2 separate regions of the Homo sapiens genome follow, and region 2 is linked to region 1. A link is an interaction called in ENCODE POLR2A ChIA-PET data of the cell type or tissue named here. Cell type or tissue: Panc1. All regions are shown on one strand. Links, peaks and the distances in the headings refer to the core of each region. The heading gives the core; the rest is flanking DNA.

Evidence for each region. ChIA-PET counts read pairs that join two places held together with the same protein. Peaks named below come from ENCODE experiments on the same cell type or tissue, not always from the same donor. Only the 100,000 strongest peaks of a DNase experiment are listed, where the experiment ranks them.
Region 2: POLR2A ChIA-PET joins it to region 1 with 5 read pairs; 3 of 35 experiments call an interaction of 5 or more read pairs at or near these places.

What each region holds. Positions count from the first base shown.
Region 1 is chr21:26,695,781-26,703,083 of GRCh38, reverse strand. No RefSeq gene overlaps it. Among named protein-coding and RNA genes, the nearest start is that of CYYR1, 130 kb to the right of the region's middle. In Panc1, for the core only: no CTCF peak of the experiment used is centred there; no DNase peak of the experiment used is centred there.
Region 2 is chr21:26,147,395-26,154,697 of GRCh38, reverse strand. All of the region lies in intron 1 of APP (amyloid beta precursor protein), which reads left to right. It overlaps LOC124900466 (a long non-coding RNA gene), which reads left to right. Exons shown (of 2, transcript XR_007067829.1): 1 at 1-5,561. Among named protein-coding and RNA genes, the nearest start is that of APP, 20 kb to the left of the region's middle. RefSeq lists an enhancer at 5,193-5,762. In Panc1, for the core only: a CTCF peak has its summit at 4,351; no DNase peak of the experiment used is centred there; H3K27ac peaks cover 1,675 bases.

The sequences.
Region 1 (7,303 bases), core at 1,276-6,275:
GTAGTCTCAGATTAAGATAAGGAACTTATTGGGGACTGGAGCTAAACTGGTTCTTGCTATGCTTTAGTAAAGAGACTGGTGGTATTTTGCCCCTCCCTGGAGATTGTGGGACTTTAAACTTGAGAGAGATTATTTAGAGTATCTGGCAGAAGAAATGTCCAAGCAGCAAAGAGTTCAAGAGTGACTTGGGTGCTGGTAAAAAGGATTCAGTTTTATGTGTTCACAAAGACATGATTTAGAAATGGAACTTAACATTTAAAAGGGAAGCAGAGGATAAGTTTGGAAAATTTGCAGCCTGATGATGTGATAAAAAAGAAAAACCCACTTTCTGAGGAGAAATTCAAGCTGGCTGCAGAAATTTGCATAAGTTATGAGGAGCCAAATGTTAATTACCAAGACAATGGGGAAAATGTCTCAAGGGCATGTCAGACACCTTCACTGCAGCCCCTCCCATCACAGGCCCAGAGCCCTAGGAGAAAAAAAATGGTTTCCTGGGCTGGGCCCTGGGCCCCCCTGCTGTGTGCAGCCTAGGGACTTACTGCCCTGTGTCCTAGCCACTCCACCCATGGCTGAAATATGCCAAGGTACAGTTCAGGCCATTCCTTCAGAGGGTGCAAGCCCCACACCTTGGCAGCTTCCATGTGATGTTGAGCCTGCAGGTGCACAGAAGTTAAGAATTGAGATTTGGGAATCTCCACCTAGATTTCAGAGGATATATGAAAATGCCTGGATGTCCAGGCAGAAGTTTGCTGCAGGGGCAGGGCCCTTATGGAGAACCTCTGCTAGGGAAGTGCAGAAGGGAAATGTGGGGTTGGAGCCCCCACAGAGAATCCCCACTGGGGTACTGCCTAGTGGAGCTGTGAGAAGAGGACTACCCAGACCCTAGAATGGTAGATCCACTGACATCTTGCACTGTGTGCCTGGAAAAGCCACGGACACTCAATGCCAGCCCATGAAAGCAGCCAAGAGGGGAGCTGTACCCTGCAAAGCCACAGGGACAGAGCTGCCCACGGCCATGGAAGCCTACCTCTTGTATCAGAATGACCCTGTATGTGAGACATGGAGTCAAAGAAGATCATTCTGGAACTTTAAGGTTTAATGACTATCCTATTTGTTTTTGGACTTGCATGGGGCCTGTAACCCCTTTGTTTTGACCAATTTCTCCCATTTGGAAAGGGTGTATTTACCCAATGCCTGTACCCCCATTGTATCTAGGGAGTAACCAACTTGCTTTTGATTTTACAGGCTCATAGGTCGAAGGGATTTGCCTTGTCTCAGATGAGACTGGACTATGGACTTTTGAGTTAATGCTAAAATAAGTTAAGACTTTGGGGAACTGTTTGGAAGGCATGATTGGTTTTGAAATATGAGGACATGAGATTTGGGAGGGGCTAGAGGTGGAATTATATGGTTTGGCTCTGTCTCCAACCAAATCTCATCTTGAATTGTAGCTCCCATAATCCCCATGTGTCATGAGAGGGGCCAGGTGGGAGGTAATTGAATCATGGGGGCGAGATATTCCCATGCTGTTCTCATGATAGTGAATAAGTCTCTTGAGATGTGATGGTTTTATAAAGGGCAGGTTCTCTGCACATGCTCTCTTGCCTGATGCCATGTAAGCATTTGCTCCTCCCTTGCCTTCCACCATGACTGTGAGGCCTCCCCAGCCATGTGGAACTGTGAGTCCATTAAACTTCTTTTCTTTATAAATTACCCAGTCTTGAGTATTTCTTCACAGCAATACGAAAATGGACTAAAACACTATGATAATTTTTTTTGTTTGAAATATAAACCATTATGAGGAATGCTAAATTAAACTTGTGAAAAGGGTAATATTGCATTTTTAACTCTATAGCATATTCAAGACAAAAGACCTAAATTTTCCATGGAGTTTCTCTACTGTTTTCACCTCAAAATAAGTCCATGGAGAGAAACTAAAACTAGTCCCATGAAAGAGAATTTTGCTTTGATAATGGCCAAACCTCTCTAAGATATGAGTTTTGTAACCCATGCTGTCCATTTCCACAATGAGTTAAGCCACCAGGGTTCCTGTTAACATACTGTATTAGTCCATTCTCACATTGCTAAACGGACTTACTTGAGACTGGGTAATTTATAATGGAAAGAGGTTTGATCGACTCACAGTTCTGCATGGCTGGGGAGGCCTCTGGAAACTTCCATTCATGGCAGAAGGGGAAGCAAACACAACCTTCTTCACATGGCAGCAGGAGAGAGATGTACTGAGAAAAGGGGGAAGCCCCTTATATTAATAAAACCATCAGATCTTATGAAAATTCATTCAGTATCACAAGAGCAGCATGAGGGAAACTAACCCCATGATTCAATTATTTGCACTTGATCCCGCCTTTCACATGTGGGGATTATTACAATTCAAGGTGATATTTCCGTGGGGACACAGAGCCAAACTATATCACATACATTGATTATTTTTTTTTTCTATGTCAGAATGTTCTGATTGTGCTACATGAAAGTCTGCATCTATAAAAATGACAGACTTTAGAAATCTCCAAGAATCTTCCCTATCAATTATCAGGTTTACAGATCAATATGCAGATAAATCAAGACAAATTTAACTTGCTTGGATGAAGAGATGGAAATTTTGTGCAATGAGATGTTGCAGATTATAAATTTTAAAAGAAGCTTCCAGAAAGAGAATACAATTCACCTAAATGATGTATTCTGAACTGCATTAATCTGTAAGATTTTTCTTTGCTCTCTACCTATACATATACACTGCTTACATTGGAAAAAAAAAAAAGCCTGCTTTATATGAATATAAAGTGAATATAAAGCAAGATATGCAATAAAATATTCATAATGCCAAACTTCCAGGTCTCAATACATGCTCTTTCTAGAATATCAAATATAATGAACCCTCCAATTAGAATTAGGTTTGGTTCTTTTTCATCCATTCATATTTTACATTACCTGAGTGTGTGCATGCTATATATAGCTGCCCTTTCTTCATGTAACCTTCAGCTATCTTGGATGAATTTTAAAACTCCCTTTGCAAATTCTTATAGCCTTTTAGTATTAAATAAGTCCTCACTGACATTTACAAGTCATACCATTTACAAGAGTGCACTGTGGACTTCATGTTTATTCCCCATTCATTGCAATAAGATGTGATGTTTAATGCTCTATTGATTATTGCTGCAGTAACAAGTGACACTTTTAATGAGTTATTTTCTTCTCTTGGCTTCATCCTTGATACACATTACACAGTAAACTATACTGTACCTTAAAAACATGCTTATTTGCATCCAATAATAAGGTTAAACAACTCACTTTCTTAGGTTGATGAAAAACTATAATACCAGGGCAAATAATGCTACAAATATTAAGATATAAAACAGACTGTTTTTCTAATGACACCATTTTTATGGTGATTAAGACATTTCCTTCCTAGAGTTGAAATCATTAAAAGTTTTTCCTTTACTTGGTGAATCTGTAAGTTGAAAGTTGACATATATTCTCTATTTATATGCAGGTTAGATGAGCTATGGAGTGGATATTTTGGGTTTAGTTTTAAATAACTCCTTGCAGCAAGGAATAAAGAGAAAAAAATAAATGTTTTAATGATAGTTTAGAATGTTGGAAATTGGACATTGTATGCTTTAATTGTAAAAGTTTTTTAGTTTTGTTTTTGCTGGAGATTATCTCTTTATTATGATAATTGAAGGAGAGACACTAATAAAACAAAGATCTTTTTGGCTTTTTATTCATGTTTAATTAAATTCAAATTTCCTAAGAAACAGCTAAAGCTATATCTCTGTACACAATTAATGTGACCATAGCTGTCAAGTTACTCAAAAGAAATGAGTCACATAATTTTTTAAAATATTCACTCATTTTTATTTGACTTTTTTATCTGATTATAATAACAATTCACGGATGGTCTTAGATGGTAGCCTTCTTTATATCAGAAAACGCTACTTATCCCCCAAATCTACACTATCCTGTACCTTACACCTTAAATACAGTCCTCAGATAACACTTGGTATCTACAGGTTCTGGCTCCACAGATTCAACCAAGTATGGATCAAAAATATTTTAAAAAGAAATGAAAAAATAAATTAAAAAACAATGCAGCGTAACAACAATTTACATGGCATTTACATTATATTCAGGATTATAAGTAATCTAGATGTTATTTAAGGTATATAGAATAACATGCATAAGTTATATGCAAATATTATACCATTATATATAAGATACTTGAGCATCTGTGGATTTTGGCATCCATGGTGGTGGGGAGGGTGGGGAAAGAGGGGGATCCTGGTACTATTTTTTTTTTTTCAGTTTTCAAATAACTATTCCCAGAAGAAAATGCAAACTATCATTAGGGCTGGCACATTAAGCCTTATCAGATATTGACTCTTCAGCTAATGCTTCATTATTTCCTTTCTAACTTGACAGCTTGCTGAGAGCAGCTCCCGTAGAATAGGGCCTCCAGAGAGCAGCAAGAAGCCTGCAGCGCAAGAGCTCCAGCCCCAGATGCCAAGTATTAGAGGAAAGCCAGAGTGAGAATTCGGCATAGCCAGCAGGCTGGCATATGGATAAGGATTGGGAATAGTAAGAGAAAGATGGGAAAGGTGACCAAAAACAATATAGAGGCAGAGGCCAAGTGAATGCATCCCAGCAGCAGACCACTTCAAAAGTAGTCCTGGTGCTGATTGCCTAGCAGGAGAGTTGAGTGCCACAGGCTAAGAATGAGTGAAGAGGAAAAAATCATGATGTCATGTATGCAGTAATTACTATGTCAGAAGAAAATATTTTAAAATATTGGATCACTCTTGTTCTACCATCCCTACCCACTCCTAAATCATGCCAACATATCTGAGACAAGTTCATGCTGCCTCTCACTTTAGTGACACTCTAGGATGGCTGGCATCCCTGATTTGGAGACTCCAGGAAACCTACAGATGTATATATGTATCCTTTAAACTTTTTAAAATAATAATCCAAAATATATTAGCTTCTGATTTTAGAAATCACTCAATTTTCCTATTTAAATGCAGAGTTCCTATATTGCTTATAAAATGAACAATGTGAATAACAATTGCTTATACCTGCTGGTTTTTGGGGAAAATTGATAGCCGTTATATGTTTTTTTTTTTTTTTTTTTTTTGTCATCCTAATGATCTCTGAGATGGCATGAATATATTCATGTAATATGGGTGCATGTGAACCTAACTACAGAAAGGAATTGAGTAAATAAATTTTCAGAAGCCAAATCACATAATAGAAAATTAGGTCTGTTCTATACCATACAAATAGCTGTAATAATAATGGATTTTATCATTTCTTCAATTCGTTATAAGTAGGGTAGTGCCTAAAGACAATGATTCTATGCATTTGTTTAACAAACATGAACTGAATGCATAATAAGCACCAGGTATTATACTGCACATTATATACAACAACAAACCATACACGCACAGTTCCTGACCTCAAAAACATTACATTCTAGTGGGACATAACACAGTTAAGAGTGCAATACCATGGAGCTTCACAGGAAGAAGGCAAGTAAGCCAGAGGCTTAAAGGTTGAACAGGAACGTGCTAAGCAGGTGAATCACAAGTAATGACAAAGACATTTGAAAAACCCAAACATCCATGAGAGCAAGAGGTAAAAAGATTTTGTTCCAATTATAGTTTTCGCTAATAGTGGTTAGATAAAATTGTCCATTTTAATTTCTACCCATGAATCTCATATCATAAGAATAGAACTCCTGAGTTGATGCAGAACATTCTATTCTGAATTGTGAATTGAGATTGCTTAGAATTTATGTGTTTTTAGAAACATTAATTTGGTGGCCATGACAATGCACCTTGCAGAATTCGAACTAGAGGAAGTGTAATGCACAGAGGCTCTGGCTGTTCTTTGAAATCCATCACCATGTTTAAGCTGACATCATGCTTCCCGTAGGCACAGTGATGCTAAGGCAGTTTTGACATTAGGATACAGATATCTTCTCTTTTCATGCAACTCTGCCTCATGGACTCCCCAGTGGTCTCTTGCTGGACTTCCTTGAGACTGCATACTGGTCTATGACGCTTCCACCCAACCTTCCTTTTCTCTTTCCTTCCCTCATGGTCAGACTTGCGTGGGGTATGATGACTCTCCCAGCCTCTCTGTTCTTCCTCCCCATTTTTTCTCACAGGGATTTTCCCTAGTAAAATCTGTGAAGGGGCTTCTTGGAGGACCTGAACTAACTAACACAAATGGTACTAGATGTGGTCTGATAAAACAGGTGATAAGAGGACCTGGGACTGCCTTGCAGTCATGGTTCTATGAAGGGCACAATTGAAACAACTGAAAGATGAGGGCAAAGTCCAAGCATAGGTAATGGATTGGTTGGCTCATTACCTGGGCTGAAATGGATGGTGGCTGCACTATAGACACATATAGGAGTGGCCTTGAAAAAGAGCAAAAAGGGAAATTCTTTCCAATGGGCAGAGCTATGAGCAGTGAACTTAAGCATTCACTTTTTGTGGAAAGAGAAGTAGCCCAAAGTGATAATATGTACAGATTTCCATTCAGTGGCCAATGTCCTGGATGTCTGGCCAAGGATTTGGAAGGAACAGAATTTGGAAGAGCGGAGACAATAAATTCTAAGGTATAGGTCCATGGTTGACATAGAAGAGTGAGACTGTCATACAACGTGTGAATTAAACCTTAGATATTATTTTTAATTTGCCATGTTGATCTACCTCTATCTGTTGAGCTAATCTGCATACCAAACCTGTGCAGGCCTAGTGAATAATTTAAAAGTTAGATCTTTGTTTCTCCTTCTACTTCTTTAGTCATGTCTAATGAAAAATTCCAAATATATAAAGTAGGAAGATGGAGTAAAGAAGCCAACTTTCTTTCTCCAAAATCTTTCTTCCTAAAAAAGTGATTAACTCAATATCTGATAGAACTAAATACGTGAGACATAAACTTTGATAGTTTATGGGAGCAGGTGAAAAGAATATAGCTACCTACAGTATTTTTATGCAAAATCCCCAAAAATACACAAATGTATGGTAATAATTCTAGAATTAGCAGTTTCAGATTTCAAGTTCAATAAATCCATTACTAAGTATCTCTTAATATCTGCTCAATTGTATATTCAAAGGATGTGAGGCCCCAGGAATATAAAACATGATCCCTGCCTCCAAGGCGCTTACAATCTCCTTGGGGAGATAAGACTGACACTTAGGAAGAAATGAAGAACAATATAAGACAGTAATCTCGTCATACTAGAGAAAATTCAGAATAGATACCCATTCTCTCT
Region 2 (7,303 bases), core at 888-5,887, 550 kb after region 1:
TCTCTAACTTCTAATCTCTTTCTTCATCACTTTTTCTGCTTCATGTTGCTGCATCCCCTTTAGTTACTAAGGTACTAACGTTAGGTTGTTGCTATCAGTTAAATATTAAGCCAGGAGCTTTAAGACAATCTGGCCCACTTGAAGGCATGGCCTGATTTGGACAAAACTTGTGGGGTAGGATGAATAGAGTTACCAGGCATATCTTCAACCTCTCTGTGGACTAGTATTATACATATATGAGATGATGTAGGGTCCAGTGATCAGTTCATCTTTTTCTATTGTGAGCACTGTTGGAATAGGAATGGGGGGACCTTTTGGGACCCAGGATATGTGATTCTGAACCCTGAAATGTCAGATGCCCACTAAAAGGAAGGGGAGAGATGGACCTGTCATTACCTTACACATTTTATTGTCTGTATGGGTATGTAAACATGTACAGATTATAAGGAATTGCACTTCATTTCTGGGCTTCTGGAAACACAGGTATTAAGATTTCATTTACCTCCCCTTGTTTTGGAAGGCTTATTGTGTGTGTGCCCATAGTTCTTACCCAGTTACACTTAAAGTATGATACTTTTTGACAGCTTAAGCCTATTGCATTCCTGGCATGTAAAATAGTTATTTTCAGAATGTAAGCAAATGTGGAAAGCTTACTGCCTGACATGGAGGGTTGGAGAAGTGGGATTGGTGTTCTTTTGTTGTAAACTCATTTTTGTGAAATATTTGCTTTACAACGTGAAGCATGCATGATGGATGAACTTTTAGAATTGAAAGTTATTTTTCATTTCATTCCTGAAATATTTACCAGCATGGATGTTGACTGAGTGCTTTGAAGAGTTTGCTTAGTCATATAACTTAGGTTTTATGATTTTAGATTTAATTAAACTTAAAGTTTTCCTGTTTGATCCTCAGGACTTCTCATCTGTGGCAAGGCTTTACTCACAAAGGAAATATCAACCTTGAAGTTAAGCATGCCCTGTGTTTCTTTATATTCTGATGAAAACGATTGAAGTTTGCCAGTGCTGTGTCTGGGACAATGCTTAGAGGATTCATGGCTTGTAGGAATGAGTTAAAAGTACAAGGATATTGGCTGGCATGGTGACTGTCGCCTGTAGTCCCAAAACTTTGAGAGTCTGAGGTCAGAGGATTGCTTGAGCTCAGGAGTTTGAGACAAGCCTGGGCAGCATAAGGAGATCCCATCTCTATGTTTTTTAAAAAAGTGAAAAACAACAACAACAACAAGGTACAGGGGTATCTGCGTTTCCTTAGGCAGCTGTCTTATATACCTTTAACCTTAAAAAAATCCACCATTTTTAAAACAGTGTTTTCTGTTGTTTTTCTTAGTAAATATAAACAATAGGAACTGAAGTTTAGGGCTTAAAATTTTTGAGAGAATAATTTTTATTTCAGTAGCTTTTGGGGTACAAGTGGTTTCTTGTTACTTAGTTGAATTACGTAGTGGTGAATTCTGAGATTTTAGTGCACTTAAGTAGGGTACCTTGTACCTAATGTCTAGTTTTTCTTTTAATCCCTAGTCCCCTATTACCCTCCTCCTCGTGAGTCTCTAAAGTCCAATATGTCCCTCTGTGTGCCTTTGCTTATTCCTAACTTAGTTCCCACTTATAAGAGAGAACATACGGTTTTTGGTTTTCCAATTCCTGAATTACTTTACTTAGAATAATGGCCTCCAGCTCTATCCAAGTTGTTGCAAAAGACATTATTTTGTTCCTTGTAATGGCTGAGTAGTAGTCCCTGATATATATATGCCACATCTTCTTTATCCTCTCATTAGTCAGTGGCCACTTAGGTTGGTTCTGCATCTTTGCATTTGTGAATTGTGGTCCTGTAAACATATGTGTACAAGTGTCTTTTTCATACAATGACTTCTTTTCCTCCGGGTAGATACCCAGTATTAAGATTGCTGGATCAAATGGTAGATCTACTTTTAACTCTTTAGGAAATCTCCATAATGTTTTCCATAGAGGTGGTACTAGTTTACATTCTGAGAGAATAATTTTTGTAAAATTATGTTTAAGCTAGATTTGGAATTGGGAAAGAATTACATTCTTTATAGGAAGCTTTTGAAAAATATATTTAAAAATATATAAAAATATGCATAATCCTACCACCCACAAATGTCTGTATTATTATGTCATTTCTAAACCATTTTTGAGATTATGCTATAGATTACGTTTTAGATCCTACATTTTATTTCTTAACATTAAATCTCATACTATTTTAAGTTCTTTGTACATGTAATGTTTACTGAATGGGTAAATCTGTTTAGGGAAACTGGAGCTATGTAGTTGTGGACTTGTGCTTTTGTTTTGTTTTGTTTTGTTTGTTTGTACATTTGCTTTTTAGAAATGTCTATTCAGATCCTTGGCCCATTTTTTTTTTTTTTTTTTTTTTTGAGATGGAGTCTTGCTCTGTCGCCCAGACTGGAGTGCAGTGGCGCGATCTCGGCTCACTGCAAGCTCCGCCTCCCGGGTTCACGCCATTCTCCCGCCTCAGCCTCCCGAGTAGCTGGGACTACGGGCGCCCGCCACCACGCCCGGCTAATTTTGTTTTTGTTTTGTATTTTTAGTAGAGATAGGGTTTCACCATGTTGGCCAGGATGGTCTTGATCTCCTGACCTCGTGATCCCCCCGCCTCGGCCTCCCAAAGTGCTGGGATTACAGGCGTGAGCCACCGTGCCCAGACAGACATGTGCTTTTTTATTTGGCATTTCTAGCCTGAACATAGGCTGGAAGTAGTGACTTAGAGAGGGATTGTTTGCCAAATATCAGGTAATATTTTAATTATTTATTATTTATTGTAATGCTGTGAATCAGGAGTCCCTAACCCCTGGGCCATGGACTGGTACCGGTCTGTGGCGTGTTAGGAGCTTTGCTGCACAGCAGTAGGTGAGCAATGGGTGAGTGAGTGTTGCTGCCTGAGCCCTGCCTCTTGTCACATCAGCAGGGCATTAGATGCTCATAGGAGCGCAAACCCTATTGTGAACCGCATGTAAGAAAGTGAGAGCTGCGTTGCACACTCCTTATTAGAATCTAATGCCTGATGATCTGAGGTGGAGCAGTTTCATCCCGAAACCAAACCACAAAATTGTCTTTCATCAAACCATTCCCTGGTGCCAGAAAGGCTGGGGACCACTGCTATAAATTGCTGCTGTCAAGTAGTGTTACGCATGGTGGTCTTTAACATAAAAAAAAAAGGTAATGAACGTACACCACACAGATTAGCAAAAATAAGGAAAGGCTGATCTAGTAGTTCAAACAAGCAATCCTCTTATTTAATGGTTCTGTGATTGCTCGTGTAGGCAGAAGCTTAACTGTAAGTTGTTGCATTTGACAGGCAAATGTAGCTGGAGCTGGAATGTAGATATTAGTGAAATTGTGATTTCAGTTTACTGGAGCCATTCAGTGGGAGCATGAAGTGGGTTACATGATTACACGGATATAAATAAAGCGTCCTCCTTGCCACTTCACTGCTGTTAAAGTCTCTCCTGATGTTATGTGGTGAAAAACAAGTCAAAAACATTAATTCTGTCAAGTTTCCAAAGATATAAGAATCTTTGACCAGAAAAGAGACGGTATTTATCTTCAAATTTAACAAATTGTGATGAAATGCTGCTGTTACAGAACCTAGTGTAAGGTCGTGGAGTCCATTCAGCCAGACACATGTAATTTTGATTATTAACTGCCGTTTCTGTGGTCAGTCGGCCAGTTTTATATATTTCACATTATAGGTATTTGGAGCAAAGACAGTGTTGTTTATTGTTTACTTTAAAAAAATACAATACTGTAACTACATAATGAGTAAATGTTGATACTGTTGAAAACTAATAAAAACAAATTCTTACACTATCAACATCACAGAAATTCTAATTGTAAGAAAATATTGATATAATATGGAAATCCGTTCATTTATTTGGTGCATTAATTGAACACCAACACTATGCCAAGCATTGGGATACAACCATGAAAGAGGCCAGCTTCCTGATCTCACAGAGCTTGTACTTTGTTGGGTGGGGCAGAGAGCAAATCAGTCAATCTGTCTGTCTGTCTGTCTATCTATCTGTCTATCTATCTGTCTATCTAGATGTCAATCAGTATACTCTGTGCCACTTGGTGGTCAGTGCTATGAAGAAAAATTAAGCCAGTGAGGAGCTGGATAGAGACACAGTCTGGAAGGGTATGAAGGGGATCAGAATATGCTACCCCCAAATATGCCATTTCAGCAAAGTACTAATTTGAGCTGAAGACAATCGAGAAATAGCAGACCCAGGACAAGCTTTACCCCCTTTTTATAAAAATTTTGCTGTGTGAAGGTATCCTCCTTCCCCTCTCCATCCCTGGAGAGACCACTAGAGGTGGCACCATCGCCTGCAGAAACAAACCTTATTGAAATAACCCTTATCTTCTATTAGTTTCCCCCATATATTTACCTTACCACACTTCCCCTGGAAGCCCTAATCCCCTCTCCTTTGTCTTGTGACTTCTCCACAGTTTATTGCTCTTTGTTAAAATGGTGTGTATGCTCTCAGGCCTAACTGCTTCTTTTGGGTTTTTGCTTTTCTGTGGAGCTCCCTCCTCTCCCCTCCCTCATGTAAAAATAATAACATTAAATAAAATTTGTGTTTTTTCCCCTGCGAATCTGTCTCGTCAGTTTAATTGGCAAGGCCTCATGTGCTGAACCTAACAGGGTAGAGAAAAAAGGTTTTTTTCCCCTTTTCTACAAGTATTAAACCTGGAGAGAACAATACAGTGTAAAGGCTGTGAGGTGGGAGCATGCTGGGGTGTTGGAAGAAGCACATGAGCTTACAAACATTCCATCAATTTGCATTCATTCCAAAAATTGTATGCAATTTTTCAGTGACGATTCCCATTGATCAATCATTTATAAAAACTAATGGTGAGGGTCTTCCATACTCAGTTTACTCCCTTCTTGGAAAAGAATGTACATTTTAATCAAGATGATTTCATGAAAGACATTCTGTACTCCAAACATTTAAAAGAGCGTTTAGAGTATACAGCAATTCATCTTTTCTTCTGTATTTTAAAATTTAAGACAGGGAGAATTATTGTATTATACTTAGTTCAGATTTGGTGGTGGTTTTGTTTTTTGGTTCCAGTGAAAAGAAATTGCATCAGTAACCTGGCGGTCAACCGTGCCATATTGTTTGTGATTTATTAGTCTGGAAAAAATAACTGTATTTCTGGCATATGTAAAAATAGTTTGCTGAGAGGCCTCCTTGGTTGTGGCAATAGTAATACTAATTACCAGGTACTGTATGTAGCTCATTCTATGAACCAGGCCTTGTTGAAAAGTGCTTTCACTTAATTTTTTCTTTTCAGCAGCCTGTGAGGTACCTACTGTTATCCCCAGCTGGGAGGGAGCTGGCCAGTGGACTGGGTTTAAACTATGTTTTCATTGTCTTTACTCTTAACCACTTATCTTCTCTGCCTCCAGCAAAATAAGTCAAAGAGTTCAGCCAGTGTTTCTTCTTGGACTAAGCAGTCAGCCTCCTAAGTAAGCAAGCCTTGGAATGCAATTGATTGGTAAGATACTAAAGTAATCAGTAAGGCCCTCAGTTCCTGGCTGCCAGCTTCTTTCACCCTCTCCTGCAGGAAGTTCTGAATGCTGATATCTCTACTTGGTGTCTTCTCTCCCCCTCCCAATTCCATTATTTCCCTTTTTCTCAATCCCAAGTGAAGGAAGTTCTGAGTGTGGATGTTGGAGTCATTCAGACCTTGGATCTGAGTCACAACTCTTTCAATTTACTAGAAATATGACTGCAAGAAAATGATGTAAGCTTCCCTAAACCAATTTCCACATCTACAAAGTATCTAAATAGATTGCTTAGGAGAAAAATTGAATTAAATTGAATAAAGTGCAAAGCACAGAACATGGCCAGGAGTAGGCCCTGGATGAATGAGGGAAAAATGGTTCTGATTTTTATTTTTGAGCCTCTTTGTAACATTTGTTGGCCCCTTCAGAATAATCCTTAGAGTTCATATCAGCCACCCTTCATCCCTCCTGGGATGGGCCAGGGGAGAGGCCCAGTTGCCTGTGACACTGCTTCGTTTCACATTTCACTGCTTTAGCATCTCAACATTTCATTGATAACATTTTTGATGCCTGAAAACAGAATAACTTATTTGTAATTCTACATACATTTTGTTTGTGATCAAGTTGTTAGAGTTTGAAATGAGCCTCATTTCCTTGGGTTTTGTCCCTCCCCATCTGACCTTCCTCTTCTCAGTGAACCCTGAAGAAAAAACACTAGCAAAGGAATCTCAAGAATGTTGGTTCGGGACACAGCTCTCTCCATCTACTCTCCTGCCCTAGTCCTGCCCCTCCTTGTGTTTTCAGCGGTGACCAGGCACTGGTGACAGCCTTGGCTGCTTGGACCAGCTGGAGGTAGCTGCAAAATGCCTGCCTGCTAGCTTTGAAAAATCTCTGCCAACCTCATTGAAATAATTGTTTACCACATATCAGAGGGGACTGGGAAGTGGGTAATTGAGAGATCTTTTTGAAGGGGTTTGTGGCTTCTCCACTTGCAGAGGCTTCCTGAAATGGTGGGTAATGCTCATGCCTCAGGGAGAATCAATATCCTTCTCCTAAAACCTGCTCACACGTAGCTCTAAGTATTAGACATGCATTTTTGTTAACATTTTATCAGTGCATTTTTCTACCTGTGTCATTTGGACCTTAGATTCGGGAGAAAATCACTGTGTATCTTTGGTGGTTTCAGGTGGCTCTTAAATTTCATTAATTCACAAAATCTGAATTGAATGGAATAGTCTGTTTTGGGAGGTTTTTTTGGGGGGGTTGGGGAGGGATTGGATTTTTCAGTCCTTCCAAGAGACTTCAGGTTTTTTTTTTGATGTTCTGATTAGCCCGGTGTGTGTAAGGCCCTATCAGGTGTTCGCCTGTGTGATCCTATCACACCCACATCCTGTAGCTGCATCCAAGTGCTTTGAGGCCGACTTAATGGGGATTAACTTAACAGTTGCTCTGTGGGAACAGATGCTCTTTGCCGCTTATTTCTAATAAATTGATTGAGCCATTTAAAAGATTTTTTTTTTCTTTTAAGTTACATCTTCTTAAGAAACTGTAGACAATAAAGCAAAACTAAAATACTTGGGTCTAAAATTAGTGTATTATATTTAAAACACTGGGCTTCAGACTGATTATATCATGCTCTTTTACTGACTTTCTAGTCAGATGCTTATTTATAAAAATAAAGCTTATATAAAGGGCAGCATTCAAATGTTACACCAGTCGGTTTTAGCAGTTT